Regions from separate parts of the Homo sapiens genome. Here region 2 is linked to region 1. A link is a loop called in an ENCODE intact Hi-C map of the cell type or tissue named here. Cell type or tissue: K562. All regions are shown on one strand. Links, peaks and the distances in the headings refer to the core of each region. The heading gives the core; the rest is flanking DNA.

The links. Hi-C counts contacts between places; a loop is a spot of excess contacts. Peaks named below come from ENCODE experiments on the same cell type or tissue, not always from the same donor. Only the 100,000 strongest peaks of a DNase experiment are listed, where the experiment ranks them.
Region 2: it touches region 1 in a loop (2.5-fold over the local background); 3 of 110 quality-filtered maps call a loop at or near these places.

The regions. Positions count from the first base shown.
Region 1 is chr21:42,773,883-42,782,984 of GRCh38, reverse strand. It overlaps PDE9A (phosphodiesterase 9A), which reads right to left. Exons shown (of 20, transcript NM_002606.3): 20 at 7,476-7,705. The coding sequence ends at 7,692. It overlaps LOC107985504 (a long non-coding RNA gene), which reads left to right and starts at 6,174. Exons shown (of 2, transcript XR_001755071.2): 1 at 6,174-6,616; 2 at 7,340-7,533. LINC01668 (long intergenic non-protein coding RNA 1668) reads left to right here and starts at 2,991. Exons shown (of 3, transcript NR_135517.1): 1 at 2,991-3,103; 2 at 4,668-4,888; 3 at 4,988-5,166. RefSeq lists enhancers at 1-598, 1,323-2,046, 2,534-3,483, 4,435-5,384, 7,045-7,546 and 1 more and silencers at 4,526-4,575, 4,606-4,655, 4,676-4,735. In K562, for the core only: no CTCF peak of the experiment used is centred there; no DNase peak of the experiment used is centred there; H3K27me3 peaks cover 2,047 bases.
Region 2 is chr21:42,704,638-42,707,137 of GRCh38, reverse strand. The region is part of intron 4 of PDE9A (phosphodiesterase 9A); the gene reads right to left. Among named protein-coding and RNA genes, the nearest start is that of PDE9A-AS1, 36 kb to the left of the region's middle. RefSeq lists an enhancer at 1-262. In K562, for the core only: a CTCF peak has its summit at 972 (motif pointing right); a DNase peak (open chromatin) is centred at 998; H3K27me3 peaks cover 2,371 bases.

The DNA.
Region 1 (9,102 bases), core at 6,603-9,102:
TGTAGAGTGGACAGGCATGAGGAGCAGGCATGGGAGGGCGGCTTGGCAGTCCTGACAACCACGACAGTGCGAAGGTTGAAAGGGGCTTAACTGTGAGCCAATTAGGATCCCCTGGTGACATTGAACAGGTTGTTACTATGGTGAGGTTGTTAATTTGATGGTTTAAAGTGCCCCTAATGCCAAGAAACAAATGACTAGAGCACAACTGTAGCAGGTTAGGGGTCCCCTGTGGGCCTCTCTGGTGACCCACACTAGGCATCACTGTCCCTCGTCTTTCTGATGTGGTGGATGGACAGCACAAATTCATTTTTCAGCTCCGTTTCTCAGGTGTAGGGCGTGTGAGATGCCTGGACGCGGTGGTATGGACAGTACTTCACTGTCCTTATGTCCATGGAGGGAGAGAAGGAGCATGCAGGCTGGCTCTGTGCCTGCGCCCACTCCCCACCCAGCCACGTCCCCAGGCTGCCTTCTCCACTTTCTCCACCAGACCAGAGCCCCTGCAAGAATCCACTTCCAAGCTGGGACACTTCCCTGAAACAATTAGGGCCTCCCACCCCACACTCTTGCTTCCATTATGTCTCCTCACGGGCATCAGATGCAGATACAGATGGGCAGATGGCAGCACCCAGGAGGCCATCGAGCGCGCACCCTACGCCTTGCACCAGAAACACACAGCTTGGCAAAACAGACCTGGCAACCAGAACAGGCCTACAGAATCAGAATCTCAGGGCTGGGGCGTGTCTCAGTGTCCACAGACGGCCTGAGGACCAGCCAGGCTCAGAAACTCCTGACCCAGTGCAGCTGCTCCTGGGACTAACAGAGGAAAAGCTCAAGGTCATGCAGGCAGGGAAGGGAGAGGAGAGAGGAGAGGGAGAGAAGGAAAGAGAGGGAAGGGAGTGAGGGGAGGGAGGGGAGAAAGGAGAGGCAGGGGAGGGAAGGGAGGCAGAGGAGGGAGGGGAGGGAGGGGAGTAAGAGGAGGGAGAGGAGGAAGGGGAGAGGGGAGGGAGGGGAGGGACGGGAAAGAGGGGAGGGAGGAGAGGCAGGGGAGGGAGGGGAGGCAGGCGAGGCAGGACTGACAACAGAGAACCTTGGCCCCTTTGGCCACCCATGCTCCTGCCATGGGAGCTGCCTGTGTGCAGGCGCTGACTGCCAGGCACGGCTTCTTGGAGCAAGAGAAGTCCCCTGAATATGTCCCTGGCTTTCTAGGGTTTCGCAGGAGTGGCCATGGCGGTATCTGGGCTCAAATCTGGCTGCCTCCGGCTCGCGGAAAACAGTGTCTGCTGTCTGGGGAGCCTGTTCCTGGTGAAGACAGGAGGATAATGGGATGCGCTGTTCCATTGCCAACAGTGTTTTTCTTCGAGAAGGGGAAAGGACATGGTACTGATTGAGAACTTCTGGGAACCTCGGGGCAGGTGAGCAGAGTGGGAGGAGCTTGCTGGCAGCAGCGCCTGTTTCCCACCCGGCTGGCCGCAGACCTGGCGCTCAGTGTGGCTCCCGCTCCCACGGGATGTATCGAAGGAGGCGGCTCAGAGGCAGAAGCTGCGTCGCCTTCGCAGCCGCGCGTGCATGAGATTCAGGGTCCGGCCCCCGCAGAATTACACCGGCGTGAACCCGGCTCATCGTGAGCTTCTGAGGCAACACTTGTGTTTAGTATTTTCCATGATATGATGTCTGCAAATACATTCCCATGAGAGGGAGCGTCGGACTGTCCCGTCCCCATGTCGAGCAGGAAGGAACCAGAATTAAGAGGAGGGTGTCCAAGGCGGCAGCTCACCTTGTTTTCCAGCTTCTCAGAAACGCTGAGAAAAAACGAACATCTCTTTGCAGCGGATGGAAGATTGTATAGTCTTGCTGTCCCAAATTCTTTGGCTAAACCACCAGATTTTAAATATCTGCTAGCAAAATATATTAGAAAAGTTAGGATTAACCGGAAAAAAACCAGTACTCTTATGTATTTTCACTTGTAACCAGGCAGCTTAACTTCAAAATGCATCTTAACTTTTTTTCCCCTTTCTCTTGGATTTTAAGATATAACCTTGAAGCGAACTGCAGAAGCCTTTTCCCTTAGCCTTAAAGTAGGCTTCACGTCCCCGCCTTTCTCACTGTCTATACCCGCTTCACAGTTCTCTAACTGTATGTGCGCATCTCATTATGCACGCATCTCATTATGCACCTTCTTAGACGTTCCAGGGGCTAATCTTGAGACAGACCAAGCCTGGAGATCAAGCTGCAAAGTGCCACAGATGACATCAAGGTGGCTAGTTCACCACCTGGCCACTGTTGAGGTGATGCCAGCCTGAGACCCAGGTGGATGGGGACCCAAGACAGCCACTCGAGACACACAGACATTGTACCCCACCCAATTCTCGTATTTCTTCCTTATCACGTTTTCCTTTCTTTCTTTTTGAGACAGAGTCTCGCTCTGTCGCTCAGGCTGGAGTGCAGTGGTGCAATCTCAGCTCACTGCAACCTCCGCCTCCCAGGCTCAAGAGATTCTCCCACCTCTGCCTCCCCAGTAGCTGGGATTACAGGCACCTGCCATCATGCCCAGCTAATTTTTTTTTTTTTTGGTAGGGACGGGGTTTCACCATGTTGACCAGGCTGGCCATGAACTCCTGACTTCAGGTGATCCACTCACCTTGGCCTCCCAAAGTGCTGGGATTACAGGCATGAGCCACCATGCCCGGCCAAGTTTTCCTTTCTTAAACCCCTGCCTTCCTCCCCAAAATTGAAGTGGTTGCCATGGATGGCTATCTGGCCACTTCCCCTTTACTAGTTTTGGTTAATAAAATCAATTTCTTTCTTTCCTTTTTTTTTTTCAGATGGAGTCTCACTCTGTTGCCCAGGCTGGAGTGCAAGAAAGAAAGGAGGAAGAAAAGAAAGAAAGAGATGACATTTCTGACTCTCTAGTTCTTATCTTCTTTTTTTCCTTAGAGAGAGCGAGAGAGAGAGAGAGAGATCATGCTATGCTGGCGCAGTCAACCCAAGCTCAAGCTGTCTCCAGCACTGCTTGTGAGCCGGGCCCACGTTGCTGCCCAGGGACTCGGTGGTGAGGGAGGTGTGATGTGTGAGTCTGCTGGGGCAGCCCTAGCGAGGCACACAGGTGTGTGTGTGTGTGAGCTTGGCGGGGGGCTTAAACGACAGACACTTACCTCTCAAAGTCTGAGACAAGTGTTGGCAGGGCTGGCTTCTGCTGAGTCCCCACTCCTCTGTGTGTCAGGGTCTGTCCTTCCCTGGCGCCCTTCATGTGCATCTGTGCCCCGACCTCCTCTTCTTGTAAGACTCAGTCAAAGTGGCTCAGGGCCCACCCCAGTCAGCTCATGTTATCTTAACCACCTTTTAAAGGCACTGTCTCCAAATACGGTACTGGGAGGCACCAGGTTGGGCTTGGACGTAAGTTTTGGGGAGAGAATTCAGCCCATAACAACGTGACTCACCCCCACAGGCCCTGGACCCTGCCTGAGGCCGTGTTTCTGCCAGGGCACCGGCCCCAGCTCCCAGGAATCTGGGGACCCCTGACCCTCACGTTCCCCTGCAGCAGGGCAGGGAGTCCCAGGGTGGGGGCTGGGAAGACCTGCCTGAGGACTCAGGGAGACTGGAACCCTAGCACCTTGCTGGGCCCCTTTTGGCTACCAACAGAGAACAGTCCCCTCCCAAATTCAGAGAGACGATGTTATCTGTCCCTTAGACAGACTACGGTGAAAGCCTTTGGACTGAGATTTTTATTTTATTTATTTATTTATTTATTTTTTATTTTTTTTTTATTGATCATTCTTGGGTGTTTCTCGCAGAGGGGGATTTGGCAGGGTCATAGGACAATAGTGGAGGGAAGGTCAGCAGATAAACAAGTGAACAAAGGTCTCTGGTTTTCCTAGGCAGAGGACCCTGCGGCCTTCCGCAGTGTTTGTGTCCCTGGGTACTTGAGATTAGGGAGTGGTGATGACTCTTAACGCGCATGCTGCCTTCAAGCATCTGTTTAACAAAGCACATCTTGCACCGCCCTTAATCCATTCAACCCTGAGTGGACACAGCACATGTTTCAGAGAACACAGGGTTGGGGGTAAGGTCACAGATCAACAGGATCCCAAGGCAGAAGAATTTTTCTTAGTACAGAACAAAATGAAAAGTCTCCCATGTCTACTTCTATCCACACAGACCCGGCAACCATCCGATTTCTCAATTTTTTCCCCACCCTTCCCGCCTTTCTATTCCACAAAACCGCCATTGTCATCATGGCCCATCCCCAATGAGCCGCTGGGCACACCTCCCAGACGGGGTCGTGGCCGGGCAGAGGGGCTCCTCACTTCCCAGTAGGGGCGGCCGGGCAGAAGCGCCCCTCACCTCCTGGATGGGGCGGCTGGCCGGGCGGGGGGCTGACCCCCCCACCTCCCTCCCAGACGGGGCGGCTGGCCGGGCGGGGGCTGACCCCCCCACCTCCCTCCCAGACGGGGCGGCTGGCCGGGCAGGGGGCTGACCCCCCCCACTGGACTGAGATTTTTAAACCTCCCTCATAGCCACAGTGGAGGAGCTGTGGACAGAGTACAGCCTTGTCCGGGCACTGCCCGTCGTCTCCTGGCTCAGGGGGATCTAGCCCCAGCCACTGCCACTAGAGTGGAATGAGGTTTCCTGTGGGATCGGACGAGGGGGTGACTGCTTTCCTGTTCCAGAGGCCACCTGGGAACCGACGGTGTCCACTGATGGACGTTTTCCTGGGCTGAAGTATTTCAGATGCCCAGTGTACTCCCAGCCCTCACAGCGGTCAGTTCTGCTTCACGGGTTTCCCACATGATTTGGCTAAGACGTCAGCCGGCAAAGACGCTTGGGTTGGCTTTAGACATTACGAATAAAAGGAAGCTGCGGGAGGCGGTCAAAGTCTGAGACATGACAGGTGACACAGGAGGGGACGGGAGGGGGGATTCGGCCGCGGGGACCCCATCCAGGATTCCAGTAGCAGACATTCCTCTTTCCTTCTTTTATTACCCACAAGGTCAAAGCTGAAATCACAGGGGGCTGCGTTGCCTTTTGATGGGAGAGCCAGAGGCTGCATTCCGAAGATTGCACGATGCCAGCTCCCAACTGCGAGGGGGCAGATTTGTTGGAATTTCTCAAATCCAGTCTTTGATACATGCGTTGTTCCTTCAATTGCTAATAAACGGTCTTGGGGAGAAAAAAGTGGAAAACAGCATCTTCCTGTCCTCTCAGAGGAGCACAGGTGATGATGGCCTCCCAGGACGGTGCTAGGCTGTGCACAGGCTGGCCCTCCCTTTGTGAACTTTCTGTTCTTTCTGGCGACATGCTTGCTGTGTGCTGGGAGCTCACCGTGGAAAGCCCCAGGCATTGCTGCTCCTGTCTCCTGACGTGCATGTGGCTCAGCTGTAAACATCTTTACCCTTCATGCTGACTTAATACTGATTGTCGGGTGAGAGTTCACTTGGAAACACATCATCCTAGGTGGAGATGGTGCCGCTCACCCCAGAGGGGCGTCTTGTTCAGTGGGTTGTGCTCATGGGGGTGGGACCCTGTGTCTGCACACTCACTCCCTATGCTGGGCATGCCCCCAGGCCTGGGGGAACGCCTCTGCTGCTGGACCCAGAGCTCTCCGGGGCCGTAGGCACATCTGTCTTGTCCTGAGCCTCCACTGCCACATGCAGCCCATGATTCAGCTCATCCGTGTGGCTGCCTCCTGGTGCGGGCAGGCTCTGGGTGTGCAGGCTGACCAGGGTGGACGTGGCCTCCAACCGTGGGGCCTCAGGGACTGCTCTGTGTGACAGGAGGGTGGGTTGGTGGGCTTTCTGGGGGTCCCGTGCATGGAGACCAGGCTGGCTGCACACCAACCAGGACTAACAGTAGATGCCGTCAGGCCGGGTACAGTGGCTCATGCCTGTGATCCCAGCACTTTGGGAGGCTGAGGCGGGTGGATCACGAGGTCAGGAGATCGAGACCATCCTGGCTAACACGGTGAAACCCCGTCTCTACTAAAAATACAAAAAATTAGCCGGGCGTGGTGGCAGGTGCCTGTAGTCCCAGCTACTTGGGAGGCTGAGGCAGGAGAATGGTGTGAACCCAGGAGGCGGAGCTTGCAGTGAGCCGAGATCGCGCCACTGCACTCCAGCCTGTCTCAAAAAAAAAAAAAAAACAGTAGATGCTCTCTAGATGCCTCCCCTAATGGATCTCAGTCATTTAATTGTTTCAGGATGCAGTATAGCCTAGAACCAGAGGAAGTGTGCTGATGTGTAGGAGTGTATACATGTCCATGTGTGTGCATGTGATTGTTTCTGTTTATGATAGTAAAATTCAAGGAAGTGTTGTATGGAGTTTGATGAGGGGCACCGTTTAGTGAGATGTGCATTCCAAGTAATGTAGCAGATGAAGGTGCTGTTGAAAGAGCCTTGTTACAGATGAGGAGAGCAGGTAATCATCCCCCATAGAGGCTGGCAGGAAGGTGGAGGGCATCAATATCCGCACGCCTACGTTTTGCTTCTATTTTTGCCAACGTTGCCATATCTATTGGCTTTAATAGGATTCAAATGAAAAACAAAAGCAGAAACAAGAAGGGGTGTAGAAATCAAGGTCCCTTATCTGTATTCGGCTGGATTCGAGATGGAAAATTTTACAGGTAAAAAATGAATTATTTGAAGGTGGGAAGTAATATTCTGGAATTCACCAAAAGGAAACAAATGCCCCAAGGAAAGTGACCCAAAACAGAAATGAAATGTTTACTAAGCTCAGACCACGCCAGTGGCTTTAAAGGTGAGCTCTGTAGGGTGAAGCGCTTCGGGAGGTGGTTCTGTCTCTAGAGCGCAGGGGAGATGGAGCCCACAGCCCAGGGGACACAGCCAGCAGCCTTTTCCTTGCTTTTTATAAATCGGGTCTCCAGGAGTCCACCGCATGCGGGCGGTCTCAGTGAGAGCTCAGGGGTGCGACTGTCCCAGCAACAAGAGCCTGACCATGAACAAGCCGGGGGCTGGGTCCCCTGTGTGGACACAGTGCCACCCAGAATGTCCCCTGTGCTTGTTACCAAAACAAAGGCAGGAAGGGAGGGCCGTCTCTCCTCCCGAGATAGAGACCCTCAGACGTGCTGAATACATGTGTCTCTTTTCCTTATCTGAGGATTTAAGTGTGAAGTCACCAGCCTTCCTCCACATGAGCACCCAGTGTGTGTTGTCCCCATGGTCATGGGTGCGTTTGCTCCGACACACGACCTACAGTCTGGCCAACCTGCCTCAGTCCCCAGATGTCCCACACACGGCACTGACGTCCCCCTCTGCTCAGAAACACAGGACCCGTGCATGTCCTTGCACTCAGGGCACCGTGCTGACATTTAATGCTGAATTTACAGGGACGTACGCACCGCATCACACTGGTCAATTGCTCTAAGATACATCTGGGGGAAAAGCACAGTGTCCTTCGTCTCCATGAGAGAACTTACCGGAAGCAGCATACACAACTCTACCAAAGAAGAAGTACAGTACCCATTTCCGTATAAGAATATATTATTTAAAAGACAGTTTAAAAATAAAATTCTGTACAGCATCATGAATTCCTTTTTTTTTTTTTGTATCAGTGAACAAAATGGTTCTTAGAAAACATGGTCTTGTGGTGCCAGGTGCCCAGGGCAGCTCTTCCCTGCACAAGGATCCCGCGCAGCTCGGCCAGCCCGTCCAGAACTGCAGCCACGCCCCCCGCTTTCCTCAGGCACAGTCTCCTGGAAGAAGGGAAACGATGACTGATTTGTTTTTGTTAGAATTAGGGCGCGGTGGCTCACACCTTTAATCCCAGCACTTTGAGAGACCAAGGTGGGTGGATCACGAGGTCAGGAGTTCGAGACCAGGCTGACCAACATGGTGAAACCCTGTCTCTACTAAAAATAGAAAAATTAGCCAGGCGTGGTGGCACACACCTGTAATCCCAGCTACTCGGGAGGCTGAGACAGGAGAATTGCTTGAACCCGGGAGGTGGAGATTGCAGTGAGCCGAGATTGCACCACTGCACTCCAGCCTGGGCAACAGAGCGAGACTCCGTCTCACAAAAGAAGGAAAAAAAAAAGTGCCAGCAGTCGCAGAAACGTTACAGGATTATACACAGACTTTTTTTTTTTTTTTTGAGATGGAGTCTTGCTCTGTTGCCCAGGTTGGGGTGCAGTGGCGTGATCTCGGCTCACTGCAACCTCCGCCTCCTGGGTTCAAGCAATTCTCCTGCCTCTGGCTCCCAAGTAGCTGGGATTACAGGTGCACGCCACTACAGCTGGCTAATTTTTGTGTTTTTAGTAGAGATGGGGTTTCACCATGTTGGCCAGGCTGGTTTAGAACTCCTGACCTCAAGTGATCTGCCCACCTCAGCCTCCCAAAGTTCTGGGATTACAGGTGTGAACCACCGTGCCCGGCCGACACACAGACCATTTTAAAAGAAAGAGGCCATCAGATATATTGCTGAACACATTTAGACAAAGTAAAACAATATTGATCTCTTTTCTGACCCACTGAAAAATATGAACTGACTTAAAAATTAAATGGCAACATTGACTGAGCACTTCATCGGGACCAGACAAGCACTTTGACTGTTTAATCACTAAAACAGCAGTAACAATGGTATTATTGCCTCTGGCTTAGAGACTGGGGCTCTGAGGTTCAGAGAGGCTGGGACACTTGTGCACATCTCTCGGCTTGTAATTGGCAAGCCTGGACTCAAAACCAGGTGTGTTGGATGCCAAAGCCTGTTGCAGCTCCTCTTATGAGCCATGTCCCGTTTGTCCTGCCCTGAGCCTTGCATGCTTGATGCACTATCTCTTGAATTATCTGTTAGACATGGAGAGTGTGACCTTATTTATTGTTTATTTATTTATTTATATTTTTTTGAGATGGAGTCTGACCTTATTTATTATTTACTTATTTATTTATATTTTTTTTGAGACAGAGTCTCGCTCTGTCACCCAGGCTGGAGTGCAGTGGCACGATCTTGGCTCACTGCAAGCTCCGCCTCAGCCTCCCGAGTAGCTGGGAATACAGGCACCCACCACCACGCCCGGCTAATTTTTTTTGTATTTTTAGTAGAGAAGGGTTTCACCGTGTTAGCCAGGATGGTCTCGATCTCCTGACCTTGTGA
Region 2 (2,500 bases), core at 1-2,500, 69 kb after region 1:
CATTTCACCATGTATCTTTCATACAAAAATTTGCACACAAACGTTTGCAGCAGCATCATTCACAAGAGCCTTTGTGGAAACAGCCCAAATGTCCATCAGCTGATGAACGGATCAACCAAACGTGACGTAGCCACGTGACACAGCCACACAATGCAGCCACAGGACGCAGCCACGCAACGGAACGTCATCCAGCCATAAAGGAACAAAGAGCTGTCATATGCCACAACGCGGGGAGCCTGCAACACCGTGTGCAAAGTGGAAGAAGCCAGGCTGGAAAGGCCACGGATTCTGTTATGTGAAAGGTCAGAATGCACAGGACAGAGAACAGGGCCTGCCAGGGGCTGGGGGGTGAAGGGGATGGAGGGGGGACTGCTCACAGGTACAGGGATTCTTTTTGGGTTGATGGAAATGTTCTGGAATTAAATAGTGGTGATGGTTGCACAACAAAATGAAGACACTAAAAAAGACTGAGGTTGTACAATTTTTTTTTTTTTGAGATAGAGTCTCACTGTGTCACCCAGGCTAGAGTGCAGTGGTGTGATCTCGGCTTGCTGCAACCTCTACCCCCAGGTTCAAGCGATTCTCCTGCCTCAGCCTTCCAAGTAGCTAGGATTACAGATGTGCACCACCACACCCGGCTAATTTTTGTATTTTTAGTAGAGACAGGGTTTCACCATGTTGGCCAGTCTGGTCTCAAACTCCTGACCTCAGGTGATCTGCCCGCCTCAGCCTCCCAGAGTGCTGGGATTACAGGCGTGAGCCACCATGCCTGGCTGAGGTTGTACACTTTAAAATGGTGGGCTTTATGTTATATCAATGACATCTCAACCAGGAAACATGAAATCAATATAAAAATGACTGAGATTTTTATATTCTTTTTCATACTAAGCCTTCAGAATTTGCTGTGTGTTCTACAGTTACAGCGCATCTGCATCTGGACTGCGGCTGGACTGTAAATGCATTTGGTCACCACCTGGGGGAACTCTCATGTGGGGGCAGCTCCGGGGTTCCATGGCTGCCCCCAAAACCTCTCCACATGCATGTTGTGGGGCACAGCCAGCCAGCCTGCCCACCCTGCCGGCCGCCGGCCTCCTCTGGCTTGCAGAAGCTCAAGCACGCACTCTGCGGATGCGCCTCCTTATGGCCCCCTTTTATTGTCCTTCTATGGAAACAGCAACGCCAATAAAGCTGCTGGGAACTGGAAGCCTCCGAGTCACCCTCGGTCTCTGGCCAGGGGAGTAGAATGTGGTGTGGGTCTCCGCGGGGGCCAGATGCAGAGGCTGAACAGGGTGTGTGTGACTAGAGACAGGTCCTGGGTCCTAGGGCAGGCAGGAATGTGGGGGAGAACAAGCAGAACCAGACCCCTACAGCACTGTCCTAGTTGAAGAGGCTGTCATCACTTGGGTTAAGTGTGACAGCACGGTTCAACTGCTGCTGTGCCTAAGAAAATCGTGATGGCCCCTGGCTCTCCTATAGGACTTGGGCCGTGGGGGGCCGTCCTGGCGTGTGACTGCAGCACGCTTTCCCTAACGCTCTGGTCAAAAAGACACAATCCCCTTGATACGGTCATGAGATCACACGGACCCATGGACCCACGCGATCTGCCACGCTGAGGGAGGCCCTGTCCTTTTCCCGCGTGCTGTGATCACAGCACCCAATCCTCATCACAGGCATCTCCCCTGCCAGCTCCTGGCAGCCGAGGGCACTCGGGGGACACCCGTCAACCGCCATCAGCTGAGATCTGTGTTTTATAATCTGGAAAACAACACTCTTTGAGTTTGAGCGGCTTACATCAAATAAAAGTGATTGAGGCTCAAGGATTTTCCAAAAAATCAGCACTATCGTTATAAAAAGATGCTGAGAAGCCTGTGTCGTGGTTTTTGTAGTTGCTATTACCTTTATTTTAGTCACAAAAGGGATAAATGCTCTATCCATTTGATTCCCTCCCATGATCAGGCGAAGAGAGCATTTTTCTACAGAAGATGCTTGGTGAACACAGACCTTCGCGTGGACGGGGCCATTCCTTCTACTCTACGCTGGAGAACGAGGCTGTGCCATGCTCTTTCCTGGCAGGAGCTGTTCACCGCTCCAGAGAAGTCTCTGCAGCTCACACTGGGGTTGTGGACCCAGGCCAGGGCTGGCCTATTCTCCCTTTTCTATGAAAAGTCACGTTTTTGATAATACTCTTCTCTTTACTATTTCCTGAATATTTAAGTAGCAAAACAGCAAAACCCTGGGGTGTTTCTGCATTGCACAGTTCCACCGGGCCCGTTAGAGGCATTTACTGAAACCTGCTGAGAATCAGTGAGGAACCCAGGGCCTTGGGAAAGGCTGGGTGTGGGGCTGTGTGGCGTTGGCCTCCCTGCACCCTGCCCCCACCCCCCACCCCCTGAGCCTTGTGCTAGTCTAGAAACAGCTCCCATTTCCTTTTCTGCCACTGGAAATGTGGTCTGTTGATTCACAAGGGCACCTGGGGTTGCTTACAGGCCAGAACTCAGGG